2 separate regions of the Homo sapiens genome follow, and region 2 is linked to region 1. A link is a loop called in an ENCODE intact Hi-C map of the cell type or tissue named here. Cell type or tissue: PC-9. All regions are shown on one strand. Links, peaks and the distances in the headings refer to the core of each region. The heading gives the core; the rest is flanking DNA. Region 1 holds the start of DNAJC27-AS1 (DNAJC27 antisense RNA 1). Region 2 overlaps DTNB (dystrobrevin beta).

Region 1 (11,961 bases), core at 4,213-6,712:
AAAAAAAAACCCTTATTGATGTTTTCACTGGAATTGAATTTCATTTGTAGGTTGAGTAATTCACATCTGTACAATATTGTGTAATCCCACGTAAGGAAAAAGTATATCTTTCCATTTGCCTAAGTAATTTATCTCCCTTTGTAGAGTTTGAAACTTGTCTTCATATAGGTGCTGCCTATTTCATGTTAAGTTTAAACCTAGGAACTTTATTTTTGTTGTAACTGTAAATTAAAATTGTTTTTCAATTACACATTCCAACTGAATATAATTTGGACACAATAAAGTTATTAATTTGTGGGTAATAATTTTGCTTTATTGAATTTTTATAATGTTTCTAATAGTTTTTCAGTTATTTCTCTTTGGGTTTCCAGGTAAACAATCGTATTATTAGCAAATAATGTTAATTTTACCTTCTCTTTTCTAATATTTTTATATTCTCTTACTCTTGTCTAATTGCACTGGCTAATAAAACTAGAAAAATGTTAAGTAGATGTGGTGACACTGGGCATTCTGAGCTGCTTCTAATGTTGTATCATTAGGCACAGTAAAATTACTTTTTTTTTTTTTTTTTTTTTTGAGACGGCGTCTCACTCTGCCGCCCAGGCTGGAGTGCAATGGCGTGATCTCGGCTCACTGCAGCCTCTGCCTCCCCGGCTTAAGCGATTCTCCCGCCTCGGCCTCCCAAGTAGCTGGGATTAAAGGCGTGCACCACCATGCCTGGCTAATTTTGCATTTTTAGTAGAGACAGGATTTCACTATGCTGGTCTTGAACTCCTGACCTCAAGTGATCCGCCCGCCTCGTCCTCCCAAAGTGCTGATGTATTACAGGCCTGAGCTAGCGTGCCCAGTCCCTAGAAAAAAAAAAACACCTCGTACACAGCTGACGTTCAAAAAAATGTTGACTTTCAGTGAATACTATGCTAGCACATACACACAAAAGTAGTACGGGATCATGCTACACAGAAATAAAAAACACTAAGTAAACATTTACTGAGCATCTCCTGGGTGCCAGGCACTGGACTAGGCACTGCCTTAACAGCTCTTTCGGAGTTGATTTTGAACGCATACAACGACGGAAAGAGCACCGCAGTGGGAATGTGAAGACTTAGGTTCTAATCTTTCCTCGGTCACTGATTTGATGACCTTGGGAAGTTCTTAACCAACAGATTCCACTTGCCCAAAAGGAAAGAATTTGAGTGAAGAGGAGGCCGTCTTGGAATTCATAAGGGAAAAGGCCTCAGGTTACCTCTGGCCTTCCCTCCCCACGTACTAAAGGAGAGTTTATAGCTGATGAACCACAGATGGGGCAGAGAGAAGGGCGGTGGAACTAACAGATATGGGGACACCACCAAAAATAAAACACAACGCAAAACAAAACAGCGCGGACCCCGGCCATCCCTTGCACCTCCCCTGTGAAACACGTCAACGTCAGTTACGCTCTCTCGTGACGGGAATGCAGAATCTGGGCTGCCGGGCACCATTTCGCGAACCCCAAATTCTCACACGCACCCCATAACGTTCCGCCGGCTCCCAGGCCCGGCTGGGGGAACTAAACTTTCATCCTCCATCTCCCGGTCCCGGACGGCCCCCTAGAACGCGGGCAAGGTATCTAGGCCGACGGCCCCTCATGGGGACCCAGGCCTTCTTACTCTTTTGGGGGTACATTCAAGGCTTAGAGGCCACCCCAGACACCATCTCCGGAAGAGTGACGTCGGAGGACGAGGGGGCAACGGAAAGGTCAAAAAGGTCGGGGAGTTTCGTTCGCGGAGCCGCACCCCTCGGCTGAGACCCGGGCCTGCTCGGGGGCGGAGAGGAGGCCGGGCCCCAGGCTGTTGAGTGGCCGCCCTTCCAGCCAATGGACACGTCGCCCCGCCACGCTGGGGCCCGCCCCTCCCGGCTCGCTGTACTCACTTTCCCCACTTCGGCGTTGCCCATGGAGATGACTTTGATGCGGAGAGACCTGCCGGGCTCCTTCCGCTTCGGCATGTTGGCCTCCATGGCCCTGGCTCTCTCGGGGCCACCCGCCTCGGTCTCTTCTTGTGCACCGCTGGCCCGTCCCTCAGGCCTCCTCGTCCAATGGCGGAGCCGCTGCTCTCGTCACCGCCTCGCCTCCGCTGCTCGCCATCCCCGCCGCTGCCTGGCAGCAGGCGCGGGCGGTTGGGAGCGTGGGGAGCCGGGGGAGGGAGACGGGAGTCTCGCGATGCTAGCGCGGGGCTGCTGACGTCATCTGCAGGCCCTGGAGACGCGACTGCAGTTACCGAGTTTCTAAGGCCTCGTCCCCTGACGGGAAGGCGGCGTTGGGGGGCGGCTGGGTTTACCCTTCGAGGTGAGCGCGTCCTTGTTTTCAGGGACGCCCGGACGGGAGGCGTTTGTTGCTTTCGCAGCCGAGTGGTGGAAATGTATTGGCTCTTCAGGGCGGGTCTGGTAGTGTCTCGTCCGTTTGGGAGTGTTTTTTTTTTTTTCTGGATTCTTTTTCGGTTCCATGGGCCGGGCTGCTGCTCCTCTTCCCCCTCCAATATTTTGTTCCCCTTGCTCGAGATCCCCGAGAGGCAGACCCCAAAGCCAGGAAAGTGGGGAGGTCGGAACCCTGGTTCTGGAAGAGGGCCTTGGGCAAGGCGTGAAGCGATTCTGAATCTGGTTCCTATTGTTTTTTATTTTAAATGGAGTTGTCTATTTGGAGTCAAGGCAAGAGTGTTTAGTCTTGGCCCTCCTATTACAGATCTCTGATGGATTTGTTGACTCCTCTGTGGGAGAAAGGCTTGGTCTACTGCAGGTGTTAACGCTAAGCCAGGCTGGAGCTGTGGACGTCAGTTTCCTCAGCTCCCCGCTGTTCGCTTCGAACGTGACCTCGACGTCTGCTCTCCCCTTCCCTTTAGCTGACAATGTGACAGTGCTTGAATAAAAGTCAGTCTGACAGGAACGGTAATTTTTTTTCAGTGAATATCTTCAGTTACAGAAGATAAATAGAACTTGACAATGATTATTTATAGTGCCCTGAAAAAAAATGGCTGCCAATTTCCCTGTATATTACAAAGACAAAAGTAGCATTGCTTCTTTTCTCACCTAACTTTAAACATCTTAAGGGAAGTGCATTACAGGAAGGCAATGAGCAAAGGCTCAACATTTCACAGTAAAGTCAGATTTTCCACATTTTAATTTTAAAATGTGTTTTTTAAACATTAAGTTTTTTTTAAGACAAGTTTATTCTGGATTGTTTTGATAATCAAATAATATAACTTAATTCACTGAAGCTTCTAAAATTATTTACAAATATGAAATATAAGTCCTGGTTAGAATTTGGATAGTTTTAAAGCTTAAAAGAATCCACATGCTAACTTCTCAGTATGATTTAATAAATCAAATTACTAAACATGTAATTTCTTCGACAGTTCACCTTTGGCCCTGTAATAGGGTAACTGGTATTGTGGAAGAATAATTATAAAATGTCAAATCTTCAGCTGTTATGATTGATTAAGTATGGTGCTGTTGAGACTAAGCAGTAAAACATGCCACAGATTTAAATTGATTACTATTTTTTTCATATTGATGGGGTTTTTTTTGTTTTTGTTTTTGTTTTTGAGACAGAGTTTCCCTCTTGTTGCCCAGGCTAGAGTGCAGTGGCACAATCTCTGCTCACTGCAACCCCTGTGTCCCGGGTTCAAGCAATTCACCTGCCTCAGCCACCCGAGTAGCTGGGATTACAGGCACCCACCGGTATACGCAGATAATTTTTGTATTTTTAGTAGAGACGGGGTTTCACCATATTGGCCAGGCTGGTCTCGAACTCCTGACCTCAGGTGACCCTCCTGCCTTTGCCTCCCAAAGTGTTGGGATTACAGGCATGAGCCACAGCGTCCGGCCCATATTGATGCTTTTGACACTTTATTGTATATAGCTACATTTTCTACTGTGTGTATTAAATTAGTTTGGAATCGAAAGAGCAAGAAAGTTGTTTTTTTTCCCCCACTCTTTGAATATAAAAAAATAAAAATCAGCACGAGTTAGCTGCTTTTTCCATAGTATGGACCTGGGAGGTATAGTGTGAGCATGGATTCTGGAGCCAGCCCGATACACTTAATCTTGGCATATGTTGTAGGCATGAGGTGGTGATAAGGATTGTAGGAGATAATGCACAGGAAGTACGTAGTAGTCTCCCAGCAAACAGCAGCCACATGCTCTCATTTGCTCATACTTTTTTATGTGTTAAGAAAAATCCTACATCTTTTTAATGTGTATTTTTAGAAAGTAAATTATGAAATATTTAGGACATACTTAAAGGTATAAAGTATAATGGAATGAATAGCCATGTATCCCCCACCCAATTTAAGAAATAAAATATCACCACTGGGCATGGTAGCCCACCCCATAATCCCAGCACCTTGGGAGGCCAAGGCCAGTGGATCATTTGAGCCCAGGAGTTTGAGATCAGCCTGGGCAACATGGCAGAACCCTGTCTCTACGAAAAAAAAAGCCGTTGTGGTAGCCCAAGCCTGTAGTCCCAGCCACGCGGGAGGCTGAGGTTGGAGAATCACCTGAGCCTGGGAGGTTGAGGCCACAGTGAGCTGTGGTCGTGCCACTGCACTCCAGCCTGGGCAACAAAGTTGGACCCTGTCTCTAAATAAATAAATGAAACAAGAAAACATCACTGATACTGTGCGTAGCCTTTCCCAATACATCCCTCTTCCCTCTCTACAAACAGTTGCAACAATCTGAATGCTGCTTTAATTTCCAGGCATTTAAAATTGTTTTACTATATATGAATATATACCTTAAAATGTAGTATTGCATTTCATCTTTCAAAACTGTTTTGAAATAATTTTACACAGAAAATTTCAAGAATGAGACCAAAAAATCTTGTCTACCCTTTATCCAAATTCATCAGTTGTTAACATTTTGTCCCATTTTTTCTATCACTTGTGCTATCTATATGTACATGTATACTCAAATGTTTCTGAGTAGTTTGAGGTTTATTTGCAGACATTTTAATAGATAGATATACATAGATAGATATAAACACAGGCCCAGCTGGGTGGCTCACACCTATAATCCCAGCACTTTGGGATGCCAAGACGGGTAGATCACTTGAGGTTAGGAGTTCGAGACCAGCCTTGCCAACATGGTGAAACCCCATCTGTACTAAAAATACAAAAATTAGCCAGATGTGGTGGCAGGCACCTGTAATCCCAGTGACTTGGGAGGCTGAGGCAGGAGAATTGCTCAAAAATATATATAAAGACATATATAATATATACACATATATATATAGTGTGTATATATACATATATGAATATATGTCATACTTACCTATATATGTATTTCTTTTTTTTTAGAGAAGGAGTCTCACTGTGTTGCCCAGGCTGGTTTTGAACTCCTGGGCTCAAGCAGTCCTCCTGCCTCAGCCTCCCAAAGTGCTGAGATTATAGGCATGAGCCAATGTGCCCAGCCAGCTTGTTTCTTTATCCATAAATAATGTGTGTTTCCTCAGAAGGACTTTCTTCTACATGGCAACAGTGATTTATCAAAATCAGAAAATGCAGCATTTATACAGCACTATTATAAAATCCTGTGGTTTGAATCAAACTGTACACTGAGGTACCTCACATCCCCACAGTAAATCCACGGGGGGATATCTGTGGAATAGCTTGCATTCTAAATTTTCAAGGCAAACAAAATGAAATCTAAATGACTGTACAAAACTACTAGCTTGAAGTTGTTTACAGTTTCAACAATAGATGGCGCCAAATTCCTTGGCTATGTCATGTCTTGGGGCATCTAGGCTTTCCAGTTGGTTGTGATGAAAAGTGAGTACACTGGGCCGGGCGCAGTGGCTCACGCCTGTAATCCCAGCACTCTGGGAGGCCGAGGCGGGCGGATCACGAGGTCAGGAGATCGAGACCATTCTGGCTAACACAGTGAAACCTCGTCACTACTAAAAAATACAAAAAATTAGCTGGATGTGGTGGTAGGCGCCTGTAATCCCAGCTACTCGGGAGGCTGAGGCAGGAGGATACCTTGAACCTGGAAGGCGGAGGTTGCAGTGAGCCGAGATAGCACCACTGCACTCCAGCCTGGGTGACAGAGCGAGACTCCCTCTCAAAACAAAACAAAACAAAACAAAACCCTGAGATGCTGAAAGCACTGTGAACAAAGAAAATTTGGGAAACTTTTATCTAATTCACAGTTAACACTCAAATTTCACCATTTGTCCCAATAATATTCTTTATAGCTGTGTTTGACTTGGTCAACTGGTCTAGGATCTAATCTAGGATCATTTAGTTACATATCTTTAGTCTTTAAGCTGGAATGGTTCCTCAGCTTTTCTTTTTCTTTCAAAATGACGGTTATTTTTAGAATATTCCTCAATTTGTGTTTGTTTGTGTATTCTTGAAATTAGAGTCAGTTATGTTATATTTGGCTGGAATACCACAGAAAAGATGTTATGGGCCAGGTGCGGTGGCTCATACCTGTAATCCCAGCACTTTGGGAGGCCAAGGTGAGCAGATTACCTGAGGTCAGGAGTTCGAGAGCAGCCTGGCCGACATGGTGAAGCCGTGTCTCTACCAAAAGTACAAAAAAATTAGCTGAGCATGGTTGCACGTGTCTGTAGTCCCAGCTACTCGGGAGGCTGAGGCACAAGAATTGCTTGAACCTGGGAGGCAGAGGTTACGGTGAGCCGAGATCATGCCACTGCACTCTAGCCTGGGTGACAGAGCAAGACTCCATCTAAACAAACAAAGATACTATGTCCTTTTTGGGCAGCATATCAGTTGGGATGCCAATTTTTTCCATTTATTAATGATGCTTACTTTAGTTCATTGGTTAAGGTGGGGTTCATGAAGCTGATCTACAGTAAAGTGACTTTTCCCTTTGTAATAAGTAGTTTTTAAAGGGATACTTGGAGATTATATGGCTATCCTTTCTTCACTGAACTTTCACCCACAAATTTTTAGAATCCAGTGATTACTTATGGCTGAAGAGATTATTACTATGATGGACGCAAAATGCTGATTTTCCAACTCCATCATTCCATTTATATTTATTACTTGGTATTCTACCATAAGGAAAAGCTTTCCTTTCTCATTCATTCATTTGTATCAGTATGGCCTTGTATATGCTTATTTTACTCCATGAATATTATTATTTATTTTGATACTCAGGTTGGCTCGTATGTCCTTTTGATGTCTTCACCTTTGTTGTTGTTGTTGTTTCTGTGTTTGTTTAGCACTTTCTTACTTTTTTTTTTTTAAATTTTTTTTAGAGACAGTGTCTCGCTCTGCTGCCCAGGCTGGAGTGCAGTGGCTCAATCTCGGCTCACTGCAACCTCCGCATCCCAGGTTCTAGCAATTCTCCTGCTTCAGCCTCCTGAGTAGCTGGGATTACAGGCGCATGCCGCCAGGCTTGGCTAATTTTTTGTATTTTAGTAGAGATGGGGTTTCCCAGGCTGGTCTCGAACTCCTGAGCTCAGGCAATCCACCCGCCTCAGCCTCCCAAAGTGCTAGGATTACAGGCTTGAGCCACCATGCCCAGTCACTTTCTTACTTTCTTAGCACAGCAACAAGCCCTGCTTCCAAGGATCCTTTTAATGGAGGATGGTATTTAGAAACCAAGATCTGGGTGCTAGGTGTTCTCAGTAGTACTAGAGTGTCTTTGCTTTTGGACCTTTCAGTTGATTGAGCCAAAAAAAGAGATATATGTACATATATACATGCATCTGAATCCATTTATTAAAGTATAGTTTATATGGATAATACCAATGCATTTTAGCATAACAGGATTTGTTCTAGTCTTCCCCCTTTCCATAATTATGACTTCCTGCTTCAACAGTGAGAAACTTGGCTCCTTTTATCCTCAGTATATTTACTCATTTGCTCAATCCTACACTACATAGGAAGTAGTTTCAGAGTTGCTAACCCATACCATTTTAAAAAACAAAAGCCCTTTGAACTAGAGTTCAGTATTTGTTTATGACTTTTTGTCCAAAACTGACAAATACAGTTTGTCATATAGTATAAGTATTGTGTTCAAACGTTAGTTGGGTTAATCCTTTTTTTTCCTTCTTCAGTGTGGTTATGGTTTGCATTCGAAATACAATTAAGCTCATTTGTTTCTTTAGTATTGTAGCTTCAGTTTTTTGCCCCTCATGATTAGTGACTTTATTAACGTTTTTGGGTATGTAAAACATTAACAGATTCAAAGTTAAAGCAATACAATCAGTATACCCACATGAGTGTCACTTTCACCCTTCATTCCAATCCTTTTCACCACTTCCCACCTACCTGCTGTGGGCAACCAATCACATAGACTGTGATTTACTCCTTCCTGTGTTTCTTTTTATAGAAAATAGACAGTTACATGTATATTTTCTCATTTCTCTTTATGACACAAAAAAGTAACATTGTATGTGTGTGCACAATTTTGAAATTTGCTTTTACACTTAATATATTCTGGAAAGGACCACATGCTATTTCACTATTATGTAAAAAAAGATCATACTCCTTTTTTATAGCTACACAGCACAGTATCCCATTGTGTGTATATACATTTTTTTTCAGTTAATATATTTAGGGGCATTTATGTATTTTTGTACTATTATGGGTATGTCTTCAAGGTAAAATTCTTTAAAAAATGGAATTACTGGGTCAAAGGTAAATGTAAATTTACTTTTATTATATATTGCCAAATTCTGTAAGGTAACGTTTTGAGAATTTTTGCATTAATATTCTTAAGTAATGTTGGAAGTAAGTAATATTATTAAGTAATACTAAAGTAATTTTATGCTACCTTTGCCTTGTTTAGATACTAATGTTATACTTGCATCATAGGCTAGGTGCTGTGGCTCATGTCTGTAATCCCAGCACTTTCATAAGTGGAAGTGGGAGGATCTGTTGAGGCCGGGAGATCAAGACCAGCCCTGGCAACATAGTGAGACCTTGTCTCTATAAAAATAAAGACTCAGGCAGGAGAATCACTTGAGCCCAGGAGTTCAAGGTTACAGTGAACTATGATCTCACTGCTGCACTCCAGCCTGGGTGACAGACCAAGACCTTGTCCCTCAAAATCCCACCAACACACACATAGTTGACAGTTTTAAAAAATGTTTCTATGCTCTGGAATAATTTATCTGACAAAATTTATTTTTTATTTTTTTTTCAGAGACGGGGCTTCGCCATCTTTCCCAGGCTGGTCTCAAACTCCTGAGCTCAAGTGACCCTCCTGCCTTGGCCTCCCAGAGTGCTGGGATTACAGGCATGAGCAATGGTGCCTGGCCCAAAATTCATACATTAGCAAAAGTAGGGAGAATAAAGTAATGAACACTCATTTTCCACCTTCAGCAATATCAACGTGGATCAATCTTGTTTCATCTATACCCCAGATTATTTTGGGGCAAACTATAAATATAGTTATACTATAACTATCCATATCTTATTATGTACTTTAGAAGGTGAAGCTCTTAAAATACAGACATAAATGAAATCTAACTGGCATACTGTGGTAAGCCGAATTCTAAGATGGCCTCTAAGATTCCTGGCCCCTGGTACACACATACCTTTTCCCAGTTAGTTAATCAAACATGAATTTGGGTGCTGCTACAAAGGGATTTTGGTAATTAAGTTCCCAGATCAGTTGTTTTTACGCTGAAGATATTATCCTCCATGGGCCTGACCCAATCAGATGAGTCCTTAAGTAGGATAGGGCTTTTCCTGGCAAAAGATATTAAAAATGTGAGAAGCATTCAATAGGAGGAAGGTTCTCCAGGATGGAAGGGGATACTTAGCAAGGACCTAAGAGTGGCCTCTTGGAGCTAAGAGTAACCCCCAGCCAACAGCAAGAAAATGAGCAGCTCAGTCCTACAACCAGAAGTAACTGAATTCTGCCAAAAACCTGAATGAGCCTGGAAGGAGCTCCTGAGCTCTGATGAGAACCCAGCTGTCTGCTACCTTCATTGCAGCCTTGTGAGACTTTTTTTTTCTGAGACAGGGTCTCGCTCTGTTGCCCAGGCTGGAGTGCAGTGGCACGATGTCAGCTCATTGCAGCCTCTGGCTCCCAGGTTCAAGTGATTCTCCTGCCTCAGTCTCCCGAGTAGCTGGGATTACAGGCGCCTGTCACCACACCCGGCTAATTTTGTATTTTTAGTAGAGATGGGGTTTCACCACGTTGGCCAGGATGGTCTCGAACTCCTGATCTCAAGCGATCTGCCCACCTCAGCCTCCCAAAGTGCTGGGATTACAGGCGTGAACCACTGCACCCAGCCTACTTTTTTTTTTTTTTTGAGATAGGCTCTCTCTGTTGCCCAGGCTGGAATGCAGTGGCACAATCATAACTCACTGCAGCCTTGACCTCCTGGGCTCAAGTGATCCTCCTATCTCAGTCTTCCGAGTAGCTGCGACTACAGGTCTGTAGCACCATGCCTGGCTAGTTATTTTTTGTAGAGGCAAGCTCTCACTATGTTGCCCAGGCTAGTCTTAAATTCCTCGCCTCGAATGAGCCTCCCACCACAGCCTCCCAAAATGCTGGGATTACAGGCCTGAGCCACCATCCTGGCCCCTTGTGAGATTTCTGGGCTAGAGAACCCAGCCTCTGTATGCCTTATCATCTGACCTACAGGACTGCAAGATGTTTAATGTCTGTTGTTTGAAACTGTTGAATTTGCAGTAATTTGTTATGCAGCAATAGAAAACTAATATACATACTGAAAAGTTGGTAGTAATTCCTCTCAGTGACCAAGTTTTTGTGGGAAAGTTTTTAACTACAAATTCAATTTTTTAAGGAGTTCTGCTTCCAGTATGGTAGTGTAAACCCTTTCAGATAATTCTCCCACTGATTAAAAAACAATAACAGGGCTGGGCGTGGTAGCTCATGCCTGTAATTCCAGCACTTTGGGAGGCCAAGGCAGGCAGATCACTTGAGGCCAGGAGTTCGAGACCAGCCTGCACAACATGACAAAACCCCATCTGTACTAAAAATACAAAAATCAGCTGGGTTTGATGGTACACACCTGTACTCCTAGCGACTTGGGAGGCTGAGGTGGGAGGATTGGTTGAATCCAAGAGCCAGAGATTGCAATGAGCCGAGATCATGCCATCACACTCCAATCTGGGTAACACAGTGAGACTCTTCCTCAAGAAAGAAAAAAAGAGAGAGAGAAGAAGGAGGGGGAGGGGGGAGAGGGAGGGAGGGAGGGAAGAGAGGAAAGGAAGGAAAAAACTACTGGGAGATTCTGAAGAGTAACAGAAACCAGGCAAATGGTAGAGGGGAGTGGAAATCTTGGAGAAGCACCTGGCATGGGGATGAGTCTCTCCTAAGCAATGTAAGAACCTTAGAACCCTGACTCTGCTGAGCCTTCCGACCTTCCTTATTAGGGGTAGAGGGTCTTAGTTTGGAGTCTGTGAGCATGGATATTGTGCTTCCATGTTCATATCCATGTATTCATCCTACTACAGACTATCCCAAAAAGTGTGTGGGAGTTCGTATTTTCCAAAAATGGCTGTGACAACATTTCCCATTCCATATGACCTTTTTTTATATAGTGGCAAAATACACATAACATAAAATGTATCATTTTAACCATTTAAAAATGTACAGCTCAGTGGCATTAAGCACATTCACATTGTGCAACCATCACTGCCATCTTTCCCAGAACTTTTTCATCTTCCCAAACTGACATTCCATACCACTGAGCACTAACTCTCCATTCTCTCCTCCCCCCAGCCCATGGGACCCATCATTCTACTTTTGTCTCTATTAATTTGAGTACTTCAGGCACCTCATACGAGTAGAATGGCTGGCTTACTTCACTTAGCATAATGTCTTCAAGGTTCCCATATGAAATTCTTACAGTAGGATTGAGACTCCTCTCCATAGGTCTATGTTCCTCTCCTTTGAATCTGGGTGGAATTGTAACTATGGTGTTAGTGACGTTATGCCACCTCCAAAACTAAGTCATAAAAGGCAATGCAATTT
Region 2 (11,961 bases), core at 4,346-6,845, 550 kb after region 1:
CATTGCACTCCAGCCTGGGCAACAACAGCAAAACCCTGTATCCAAAAAAAAAATAAAAAAGTTAAATATATGCTTGCACTGCATGACTCAGCAGTTCTACTCCCAGATATGTACTAAAGACAAATGAAAACATATGTCTACAGAAAGACATGAATGTTCATAGCAGCGTTATTCATAAGAGTCAAAAACTAAAAATGAGACCAATGTTCATCAACTGGTGAATGGATAACAAAATGTGATCTATTCATGCAAAGGATATTTTCAACATTAAAAAGAATGACCTATTTATTCTTGAAACAAATGGATAAACCCCAAAAATATTATGCTAAATGAAATAAGTCAGAAACAAAAGACTACATATTGTACGATTCTGTTTATGTGTAATTTCTAGAAAAAGCAGGAAGTAGTTTGGTGATTGCCTTAGGGCTGGAAGTGGGAGCTGGGATTGACTACAAATGGATAGGAGGGAACTTTTTGGATGATGGAAATATTCTTAAACAGGATGGTGGCAATGGTTGCAAAATTGTATAAATTAACTGAAAATAATTTAACTGTCACAGTGGGTGAAATTTACAGAACATAAATTACACCTCAAAAAAAAAGACAAATCAAAATCACAATGAGATATTACTCCATACCCATTACGATGGCTACTATAAAAACAAATCAACATAGAATAACAAGTGTTGGCAAGGATGTGCAAAGTTGGAACTCTTTTGCAGTACTAGTGAGATTATAAAATGGTGCAATCTCTGTAAAAAACAATATGAGGGTTCCTCGAATCCTCAAACAATTAAAAATTGAACATATGATCCAGCAATCCCACTACCAGGAATACATACAAAAGAACTGAAAGCAGGGTTTCCAAGAGATCCATGTTCATAACAGCACTATTCACAATAGCCCAGAGGTGAAAGCCACCCAAAATAATATTCCATTGTATGTAGGTACCACATCTTACCAACGGTGGATGAATGGATGAGCAAAATATGGTATCTACATACAATGAATATCATTCAGCCTTAGAAAGGAAGGAAATCCTGTCACACGCTGCAACACAGATACTGCAACACAGAACCTTGAGGGCATTATACTAAGTGAAATAAGCCAGTCACAAAAAGACAAATACCATATGATTCCACTCACATGAGGTATGTAAAGCAGTCAAATTAATAGAAACATAAAGTAGAACGGTGGTCACAGGGGGTGGAGGGAAAGGGCATTGCTGTTTAACGGGTATGGAAAAAGTTCTGAAGATCTGTTTAACAACAACACGATTACACTTGCCATTACTGAACTGTACGCTTAAAAACCGTACACTTAAAAGAATTAAGATAGTTAATTTTATATTATTTTTTTATCCACAATAAAAAAAAAGAATACTAAGGGATGATGATTTGTGAAGTTTTGTGAGATTTTGAGTTTAAAAGCAGAGAGCTTTATAGTAGGATAATGGCAAACAGGGTGAGAAAATCTCAAGGGCAGAGTGAAACTCAGCAGAACAAAGTCATAGCCACTTGTAAATAATCACCCTCCTTGGACTAAAGCTTGATGGTTCTGAGTTTTGTTGTATTACATAATGCTGTTTCTCCTCACTGCACCATACTCATCACATTTACTGTTCACATAAGCATCCCTCTGTCTCTCACACACACACACAGAGGTACCACACATATATATGCACATGTGTGAGTTTGTGAGTGCAAGTTCCCGTCTCCCTCACCCCAACACACACACACTCACACTCACGTACACACACACATGCACACACACATACATACTGAGGTTCAGGCAAAAACGTTATCCTATTTCTAGGACTGTCTTAGATGATGCATAGCCCTCTTTGCTCTTTCTTTCCTTTTTGGAGAGGTATAATTCCAGGGCTAGTAAGCAACCTTAAGCTCAGAAGAATGATTCTGGGACTTTCAGCCTGAAACGGAGCAAAACAGGTAACATTCATACCAGGACATAGTGAAGCTCAAGGCCCTAAGACAACCCTGTATTCCTCACCTTCTAGGTTTTCAAATTCATCCCAGCAAAATGCAAGCCAGAAAGAGTATCAGATGAGCTGTGACCTAATGGCCTTCACATTCTAGGCTATATATACAGGAGAACAAAAAGCAACTCTTCTTTTACCAAAAAGACAAATTGAATAGACCCCAAGGTGCCTAATGGCCCACTGGTAAGCAAAATCATGTCACCAACGGTAAGTTTTTCAAAATCATTACAGCAGGCCAGGCACAGTGGCTCATGTCTATAATCCAGTGCTATGGGAGGCTGAGGTGTGAGGACTTCTTGAGGCCAGGAGTTCAAGACTAGCGTGGGCAACATAGCAAGACCCCATCACTTCAAAAAAATATAAAAATTAGCCAGGCGTGGTGACATGTGCCTGTAGTCCTAGCTACTTGGGAGGCTGAGACAGGAGGATCTCTTGAGCCCAGGAGTTTTGAGGTTACAATGAGCTGTGATCATGTCACTGAACTTTAGCCTCGGTGACAGATCAAGACCCTGTTTCTACTTTTTTTTTTTTTTTTTTTTACTTTTGTTTTCTCACTCTGTCTTATGGTGCTGACCCTGTCTCTAAAAAACAAATAACCCAAAAAATCATTACAGCAAAATGCAAGACAATTAATATCAGATGAGCTATGATCTAGGAATCAAAGTACAAGTTGAGAATCCCTTATCCAAAATGCTTGGGACCAGAGTGTTTCATATTTTGGATTTTGGAATATTTGCATTCTATTTACCCTGGTTGACCATGCGAATTCCAAAAATCTACAGTCTGAGATGCACCAGTGAGCATTTCCTTGGACTGTCACGTCGGCACTCAAAAAGTTTCGGATTTTGGAGCATTCCAGATTTTGAATTTTCAGATTTGAGATGCTCAACCTGCATATTTACCTGTCAGAAATGGTTCAAGATTACAATCTTCCAAACAGGTTCAGTCTCAGGAGATCAAGATACCTAGAATGAATCTGATACTCCTTTCAAGCAATTGGAACATCAGATTCACCTAGAGGTCTAAGAAAAAAGTATCATCTTGTCAGTTTCCTCAAATAAGACTCTAGTCTCCCATCAAAAGAAGAAAGCCCAACTCACAATACACACTCAATAAATACTGTGGAAGACAGTGTTTCAACCCAGACTAACTTATCAATATTATGAATTCTGTAACACCCGATAATTGGAGAATACAATAAAACCAATTAATAACTCTCTTCAGAAAAAAAAAATTGGCTTATTAAAGTTGTAGGCTAGGGGCAGTGGCTCTCGCCTGTAATCCCAGCACTTTGGGAGACCGAGGCGGGTGGATGACGAGGTCAGGAGTTTGAGACCAGCCCGGACAACATGGTGAAACCCCGTCTCTACTAAACATACAAAAATTAGCCAGGCGTGGTGTGTGACCCAGCTACTTGGGTGACTGAGGCAGGAGAACTGTTTGAATCCGGGAGGTGGAAGTTGCAGTGAGCCGAGATTCTGCCACCGTACTCCAGCCTGGGCGACAGAGCAAGACTCCGTCTCAAACAAACAAACAAACAAAACAATTAAAAATGGCTGTAAACAGCAAGGCAATTCACCATAAGTGCCCTTGTCACAAAAGCCATTTTTAACTCCAGACTCATCCATCATTTTAAAAGAAGTGTCACAAAAATGTGCTTTAATAATTAAACAACATAAACAAGAAGTTAGACTTGTTCTTTCACAGGGTTACAAATGGTCTTATATTATTCCTGGTCTGGTGAATTCTGCTGATATATTTAAAGTTGTTATGAATAAGTAGAAAACAAGCATATTTGTGTTTTACCAAAAAGTTCATAAGCACTGATAGCACCGATACTTAAAGCATAATTGTCTAAAGTTCAAAAAGAAGATTTATGAGGTATAGGAAAAAAACAACAAAGAGAACAGATTTTTTAAGTTCATATCAAAGTAATGTATACACAGAGTCTAAGTCAGTATTAAACAGAAGAGCAGTTAAAATAGAACAAATTAGAGCCACATTAAAGTATTACTGTAATTACAGTTTTATAATTACAGTATAATTTAAATAACAGTATAACAGTATTTTTTAATTATCTAGGTTAATTCTGTTTTGATGCAATGTGCGGAGAAAATTGGTTGGCTTAGCTGTTCAAACATGCTATATATTTATGTATGCAAAGGATGCAAGAAACAAATAAAAGACTTTCTGTCAGTAAGAGGCAGTCTGGTTTCTAGGTAACAAATTTTATCTGAGTCCTTCAGCAAAAGGTGTTATCTTCACCGCTGCGTGAAAAAACAACTTGGGCCATCAAACCAAAGATGATGATCATTCAGAAAAAAGAGTCTAAAGAAGCACAAAGTGCCCTAAATTTGCAGTTTTTAGACACCCTTCTTTGAGAGCAGGGGTTGGCAAACTTTTTCAGGGCCAGATAGTAAATAATATAAGCTCTAAGGGCCATTTGGTCTCAGTCGTTAATGACTCAATTCTGCCACTGGAGCTCGAAAGCATCCATAAACAACATAAAAATGAGTGAGTATGGCTGTGTCCCAATAATTTTTTTTTTTTTTTTTTTTAAGACAGAGTCTTGCTATGTCACCCAGGATGGAAAGGCACAATCTCGGCTCACTGCAACCTCTGCCTCCCAGGCTCAAGCAATCCTCGTGCCTCAGCCTCCTGAGTAGCTGAGATTACAGGTGCATGCAACTGTACCCGCCTAATTTTTATTTTTTTAGGAGAGACGGGGTTTCGCTATGTTGGCCATGGTGGTCTTGAACTCCTGTGATCCACTCCCAACTCAAGTGATCCACTCCCCTTGGCCTCCCAAAATGCTGGGTGAGCCACTGAGGCCAGTCCCAATAAAACTTTACTTACGGACACTGACGTGATTTTCATGTAAGTTTCACTTTACAAAATATTCTTATTTCTCTTCAAACATTTAAAAATGTAAAGGTCTTGTTAGATCATGAGGGACAGGTTGGCCTTAGCCTGCAGGCTATAGTTTGCCCACCCCTATTAAGATGAATCCCAGGTGTGTGCAGCGGAAGACACTGGGCTCTTTCTCGCTAGAATTCAGGGTAATAGACACACTAAGCCAACACGTGAAGTTTTGCTTCCCCTCAGAAATAAATCTACACAAACTGAAATGCAATGGTGACTAACCACTAATTAAAGAGATTAGGCTTAAGAACTCTGTGGTTAGAAAATTAGCAAGAGCAAATTGCTTGAATTCGGATCACAGGAAGCCTGTTAGAGGCATCCAGAGGTAGACGTGGTATAAATATGTTTTTGCCAAAAGAAGCAACTCATTTCTCTCAGAGACCTGGAAGTAAGAGAAGTTGCTAGAGTGCTGATACGTGAATTGGCTTTGTTTTGAATACACGTCTTGCAATTTATTTGAAAAACCTTGTTTACTCAATATTCTCACCACCCCCCAGAAAGGAACACAAAGAAATATGCCTGACATCTAGTGGTGGCTTTGGGAAACTGTAGGTACATGACTTGTATTACTTTCTGAAAGAAAACCAAAACCAAAACAAAACGCAAAAACATAAATGGTGGGGAGGAGTCAGATGCCTGTGTATATAAATTGTGTTGGGTATAATTCATTCACTCAATACATTTTAGGTGCCTACCACGCACCAAGCAGTATTTCAGGTAATAGGAATTCGGCGGAGAACAAGATAAAGTCCAGCCTTTGTGGAGTTTACATTTTTGTGACATGATTAACTTTATTTGAAGGAAAAGACTTTAAAAGTTTATAGCCTTCTAGCCACTTAAAAGCACTTTCTCATACATTATCTTAAAAAAATCCTGAGACAATTAAGACAGGTTTTATTAACACCATTTTACAGAAAGGCAAACTGAGGTCTTTTTTTTTTTTTTTTTGAGATGGAGTCTTGCTCTGTCGCCCAGGATAGAGTGCAGTGGTGCAATCTCGGCTCGCTGCAACCTCTACCTCCTGGGTTCAAGCAATTCTCCTGCCTCAGCCTCCCAAGTAGCTGGGATTACAGGGGCCTACCACGACGCCCAGTTAATTTTTGTATTTTTAGTAGAGACGGGGTTTCACCATATTGGTTAAGTTAGTCTTGAACTCCTGACCTCAGGTGATCCACCCACCTTGGCCTCCCAAAGTGCTGGGATTACAGACATGAGCCACCGCACCAGGCCTGGAGTCCACACATTTTCTAAAGAGTCAGACTTCGATTTGTACTAATTTATTATTTTGCTGGCTACACACAAAAGGAAATATTGGTGAGCCTATCAGAAAAGTCTATCAACAGCATTAACCTTCAATTAAAAGGATCTCATGAACTAAATTCTGGTTAGCCTACTGCAACTATATAAAACTGGCTTCTTCACTCTCACTCAAACCTATTTGCAAACACTCAAACCTATTTGCAAATGCACAAAGTACTATGTGAACACTGTTAGCACCTTGCAGAGTAGCTAGAAGGTCCTCAATAAGTATTTGCTGAATTAATGAATAATTAAGAATCTTAGCAAGCGTTAAGAATTGCTATTCATGGCTGGGTGCAGTGGCTCACGCCTGTTATCTCAGCACTTTGGGTGGCCAAGGCAGGCAGATTGCTTGAGGTCAGGAGTTCGAGACCAGCTAGGCCAACACGGCGAAACCCCATCTCTACAAAAAATACAAAAAGTTAGCCAGGCATGGTGGCACGCACTTGTAGTCCTAGCTACTCAGGAGGCTGAGGCATGAGAATTGCATGAGCCTGGGAAGCGGAGGTTGCAGTGAGCTGAGATCACACCAGTGCACTCCAGCCTGGGCGACAGAGCAAGACTCTGTCTCCAAAAAAAAAAAAAAAAAGAACTGCTACTCATATGTTTGTATTTGTACTCTGCATTGCACTCTGAACATTTCTTAATACTTAGTGTTGAATTTTTAGTTTGCTTTCATATAACTAAAACTCTTTATGTCCTCCTAATGCAGTGGTTCTGTAAACTGATCAGATGTATTAGGGAACTTTTTCAAAAGGTGGATTCTTAGGCCACTTCCAGAATTATGGTTAAGTTGACCTAGAATGGAAGTAACTTGGTCATCTGTACTTTTTTTTTTTTTTTTTTTTTGAGACAGAGTTTCCCTCTTCTTGCCCAAGCTGGAGTGCAATGGCGTGATCTTGGCTCACCGCAACCTCCACCTCCCAGGTTCAAGCAATTCTCCTGCCTCAGCCTCCCGAGTAGCTGGGATTACAGGCATGCACCACCACACCCAGCTAATTTTGTATTTTTAGTAGAGATGAGGTTTCTCCATGTTGGCCAGGCTGGTCTTGAGCTCCGGACCTCAGGTGATCCGCCTGCCTCAGCCTCCCAAAGTGCTGGGATCACAGGCATGAGCCACCGTGCCCGGCCCTTCTGTACTTTTTAAGGCCTTCTGATTGATCTTGGTATCAGCCAAGTTTGGGAACCATTAACACGTATTGAATACAGAAAAAAAAATCTGTAAGACATAGAAACTCAAAGTTGAAAGGATCCTCAAAAGTTATCTAGTCAAACTAAATAGGATTAACTGCTCAACATCTCATCTAAATCTGAAAGAGAATCTACCAGAGCTTTTTTTTTTTTTTTTTTGGTGGGGGGGGTGGTCTGCTGACTATATTCTTGGCTTGGGAGTAATTCGGACTGATAAATAGTTAAACTATAAAATCTGAATTCTAGGTAGTATCTTGTAGAGTTGAAGACATTTGTAGAACAAGTTACTACAGCTGACCAGTATCTGGTTCTCCTCTCCTCCCTAGGTACACAGAAGGCTATTCAGGCTTGAAATTAGGTGGGGCTGTGAGGCAGGTGGTATGTGTCATTTCTGAACCAAAGCACAGAAGAATGGCTCTGAGCTGTCCCTACGCTTTCTTCCCCTGCTGCAGCAATGAGGAGGGCTCGTGTGAAGATGGTGGAGCCACAAGAGTAAAGCAGCCTACACCATCGAACCACTGCCCAGGTTGGCTGCTCCAGTCATTCCAGTCCACAACGGACTGGGTGTGAGTAACAAACAAACATTTATGAGCTGAACCACTGAGATCTGGTGGTTAATCTGCTACTATATTATTACTCGTGCTATCCTGAATATGTAATATTCATATCCCAGGACCCAGTAGTTAGCCTCCTACCTTACAGGATTTCTCCATACAAGAATGCTCAAAGCAGCACTGTAGGCTATAGTGAAAAATCGGAAATAATGTCCAGCAATGAAGAATGAATTACTCGTGGTAAAGTCATTCAATGGAATACCATTGGAGATTTTGGATAAATTTCAAAAACATATTACTTAATAAAGTAATAAACTTACAGAACGACATGTAGAGCATGACCATTTATATACAGTTTTAACATATCTGATTTTTATAGATGTATAAATATCTAATAAAAGTAGTTTAAAAAGTATAAAATCATGAATACCAAACAAATGATAGTGGCTACCCTTTGGGAAAAGGAAAGCGTGATTAGATGAGGAAGAGGGACACAGGAGACCACAGTTTTATCTACAATGTTTTATTCATTTTTTAAAAAAGATCCAAGCTGGGCGCAGTGGCTCACACCTGTAATCCTAGGAGGCTGAGGCAGGTGGATCACCTGAGGTCAGAAGTTCAAGACCAGCCTGGCCAACATTGTGAAACCCCACCTCTACCAAAAATATAAAATTAGCTGGGGGTGGTGGCACATGCCTGTAATCCCAGCTACTCGGGAGGCTGAGGCAGGAGAATCGCTTGAACCCAGGAGGTGGAAGTTGCAGTGAGCCAAGATCGCTCCATTGCACTCCAGCCTCGGCAACAAGAGCGAAATTCCGTCTCAAAAAAAAAAGAAAAAAAAATCCAAGGCAAATATATAGAATAAAATAAGAATTAATAAGGAAAAATCCAAGTTCTAATTCTTAGCTCTCAGTCCCAGCTGCATTTTTACTTAAATTTCTAACAGAAAACTCGATATGGGGAGGGCTTTTTAAATAGAAGAAACGTGAAGTCAGGTTCACCCAAAGACAGGGAAGTGGAGCCACAGAAAGGCCTGGAACCTCTGAAGGAGGGGTGAGAGGTTGCATTAAGATAAGAGGACTGGTTGAAAGAATGGATAAGAAGCAGCAAATTCCCACCCAATCCCCACCACCTCCAGCCACACTCCCAACACCACATTGCCAGATGACTACTCCTTTCTAGGCCCACCAGGAAACCAGAGGTTACTCTCAAGTCAAACTAAGCAGAAAGCCCCTGAGCTCAGGAGCCCCAGGTGGAGGCAGGGGTATGGAGCCTGAATGAAAACGAAGAGATTAAGTGAAATTCTATGCTAAAACTACTGGATTCTCCAACATACTTCTCCTGGTCAGGATTCACAGAACTTTTGACCCCAGAACTGTATCCTAGATATTAATACATAGAAACTCTCATGCAGCTCCATGGGGGAAACATGCCATACACTGTGGCATTATATGTGGAGGCAGAGGTCTAAAAGCAACCAACGTGTCCACCTCAGGGAGAACGGACAGGTAAAATGCTGTTCACAATAGCACTTATAAATATATATAAATATATATATATATATATATATATATATATATATTTTTTTTTTTTTAATTGAGACAGAGTTTCACCCTTGTCACCCAGGGTGGAGTGCAATGGCGCGATCTCAGCTCACTGCAACCTCTGCCTCTCAAGTTCAAGTGAGTCTTCTGCCTCAGCCTCCCGAGTAGCCGGGATTACAGGCACTGGCCGCCACGCCTGGCTAATTTTAGTATTTTCAGTAGAGACAGGATTTCACCATGTTGGTCAGGCTGGTCTCAAACTCCTGACCTCAGATGATCCACCCACCTTGGCCTCCCAAAGTGCTGGGATTACAGGTGTAAGCCACCATGCCCAGCCATAAATAAATATCTTAAAGGGACATACAGAACAATACTTTTTAAGAACGTATGCTAACAAAAACATACACGACGAGCACATTAGAATGGTTATCTATAGGGGAAAAGGTGACTCGAGTGGGACATTTCCATAAAGGGGAATTTTAAAAAATATGATAAATAGCACAAATAAAATGGTGGAAAAAGTCCACATATCATAGTAATGATGTTAATAACAAATGTCTTAACCAATTTTAAAAAACTGAAAAATACAGACCATTTTCCAGACTAAAAGTAAGTTATAAATTAATAACAAAAAGGCAACTAGAAAACCTCTATATGTTTGGAAATTAAGAAAGTATACTTCTCAAAGAAGAATCCTAACATAACTTGGGAAATATTTAGAAGTAAACAACAAAAAATATTATACAGTAAAACTTGGGTAATACCCAGATAGGGTTCAGATACATTTACAGCCTTAAATGCTTCTACTAGGGGGAAAAAATAAAAAAATTAAAAAACCTGAAATGAGTAAGCTAACCATGCCTTTAAAGAAATTAGAAAAGGAGTCTGGGCACGGTGGTTCACGCCTGTAATCCCAGCACTTTGGGAGGCCAAAAGGGGGTGGATCAAGAGGTCAAGAGATCAAGACTATTCTGGCCAACATGGTGAAACCCCGTCTCTACCAAAATTACAAAAATTAGCTGGGCGTGCTAGCGCATGCCTGTAGTCCCAGCTACTCAGGAGGCTGAGGCAGAAGAATCACTTGAACCCGGGAGGGGGAGGTTGCAGTGAGCTGAGATTGCCACTGCACTCCAGCCTGGCGACAGACTGAGACTCTGTCTCAAAAAAAAAAGAGAAAGAAAAAATGCCATAAATACACGAGAGTGGAAATAAAAAAGGCCCATTAGCACACATACTGTGGACTTACAAAGACAATAAAATATTATGAACGTTGTATCAATAACCTTTAAAATTGAGAGAAAATTAATAAATTCCTACCAATACAAAATACTCCAAGGTAACTTCAAAAATAAATAAACAATAAAAATAGTCTAATTGTTTTTTAAAAATGGAATTACCAGTTAAAAATCTTCCCACAAAGAAATCTTCAGGCTTAGATGGCTCCATTAGTGAGTTTCATAAAAAATTTACAAAGAAAATAACCCTTCCAAATCTTGAACAAGCTCTTCCAAAAATATGAAAAGAGAGAATGCTCCCCCATTTTGCAAGAATCACACACTGGGTGATAAAAACAACAAAATAAAAATAACCCCCAAATCTAGGGAAGTTACAGGCCAGTTTCACTCAAAAACATAGCCAAAATCTAAACAAAATATTAGCAAACAAAACCTAGCAGTGTATTCAAACAATGGCCAACTCAGATTTATTCTGGGAAGGTAAAGATGATGCTAAAAAACAATTAATGTAATTCACTACAATAACAGAATAAAGAAAAAGTCTTTGATCATCAATAGAGAAAATCATATAATCATCTCAATACAGAAAAACTCTTTGATAAAATTCAGCATCCATTCATGACAAAAAGAAAGCATTTTTATTTCTAGCAAACTAGAAATAAAAGGGAACCTCTTAAACCCGATAAATAGTTTCTACAAAACCTACATCAAATAACATACTAAATGAATGCTGAAAGCATTCTCTGTGGGATTAGTAATAACACAAAAATGCCTTCTAAACCACTTCTATTCAGTATTGCACCGGAGGGGCTAGCCAGCATAGTATGCTGCTAGCCCTGCAAAAAGTATGATTAATTTTCAAAAGTATAAGGTACAGAAGGGAAGACACAAAGCAGTCATTATTTGCCGATTATATAATTATTTATAGAAAATTCAAAAGAATCTGAGTATAAGGTACCAGAATTAACGAACAATTTAAGCAAGATAACTACATAGACAGTGGACTAAAATACAAAAACTATTTGCATTTCCATACACTAGTAACAAACTGTTAAGAAATATAATTCAGAAAATATTCCATTTGCATAACAGCATACGCTTACCAAAACACATCGAATTGTACACTTAAAGTAGGTGTATTTTATTGCATGTAAAGTATATCTTAAATAGCTGTAGGAAAAAGGACACTACTGATACTTTTTGTAACAGCAATTACA

Evidence for each region. Peaks named below come from ENCODE experiments on the same cell type or tissue, not always from the same donor. Only the 100,000 strongest peaks of a DNase experiment are listed, where the experiment ranks them.
Region 2: it touches region 1 in a loop (8-fold over the local background); 4 of 110 quality-filtered maps call a loop at or near these places.

What each region holds. Positions count from the first base shown.
Region 1 is chr2:24,969,907-24,981,867 of GRCh38, forward strand. It overlaps DNAJC27-AS1 (DNAJC27 antisense RNA 1), which reads left to right and starts at 2,206. Exons shown (of 3, transcript NR_034113.1): 1 at 2,206-2,326. It overlaps DNAJC27 (DnaJ heat shock protein family (Hsp40) member C27), which reads right to left and starts at 2,049. Exons shown (of 7, transcript NM_016544.3): 1 at 1,912-2,049. The coding sequence starts at 1,998. RefSeq lists enhancers at 1,460-1,589, 1,543-2,061, 1,600-1,709, 1,970-2,079, 2,062-2,580 and 2 more and a silencer at 1,760-1,839. In PC-9, for the core only: CTCF peaks have their summits at 5,769 (motif pointing right) and 5,980; a DNase peak (open chromatin) is centred at 5,735.
Region 2 is chr2:25,516,850-25,528,810 of GRCh38, forward strand. The region is part of intron 9 of DTNB (dystrobrevin beta); the gene reads right to left. Among named protein-coding and RNA genes, the nearest start is that of DTNB-AS1, 100 kb to the left of the region's middle. RefSeq lists enhancers at 1,280-1,424, 5,509-5,558, 7,862-7,941, 9,586-9,730 and cis regulatory regions at 1,352-1,354, 9,658. In PC-9, for the core only: CTCF peaks have their summits at 5,426 (motif pointing left) and 5,625; a DNase peak (open chromatin) is centred at 5,462.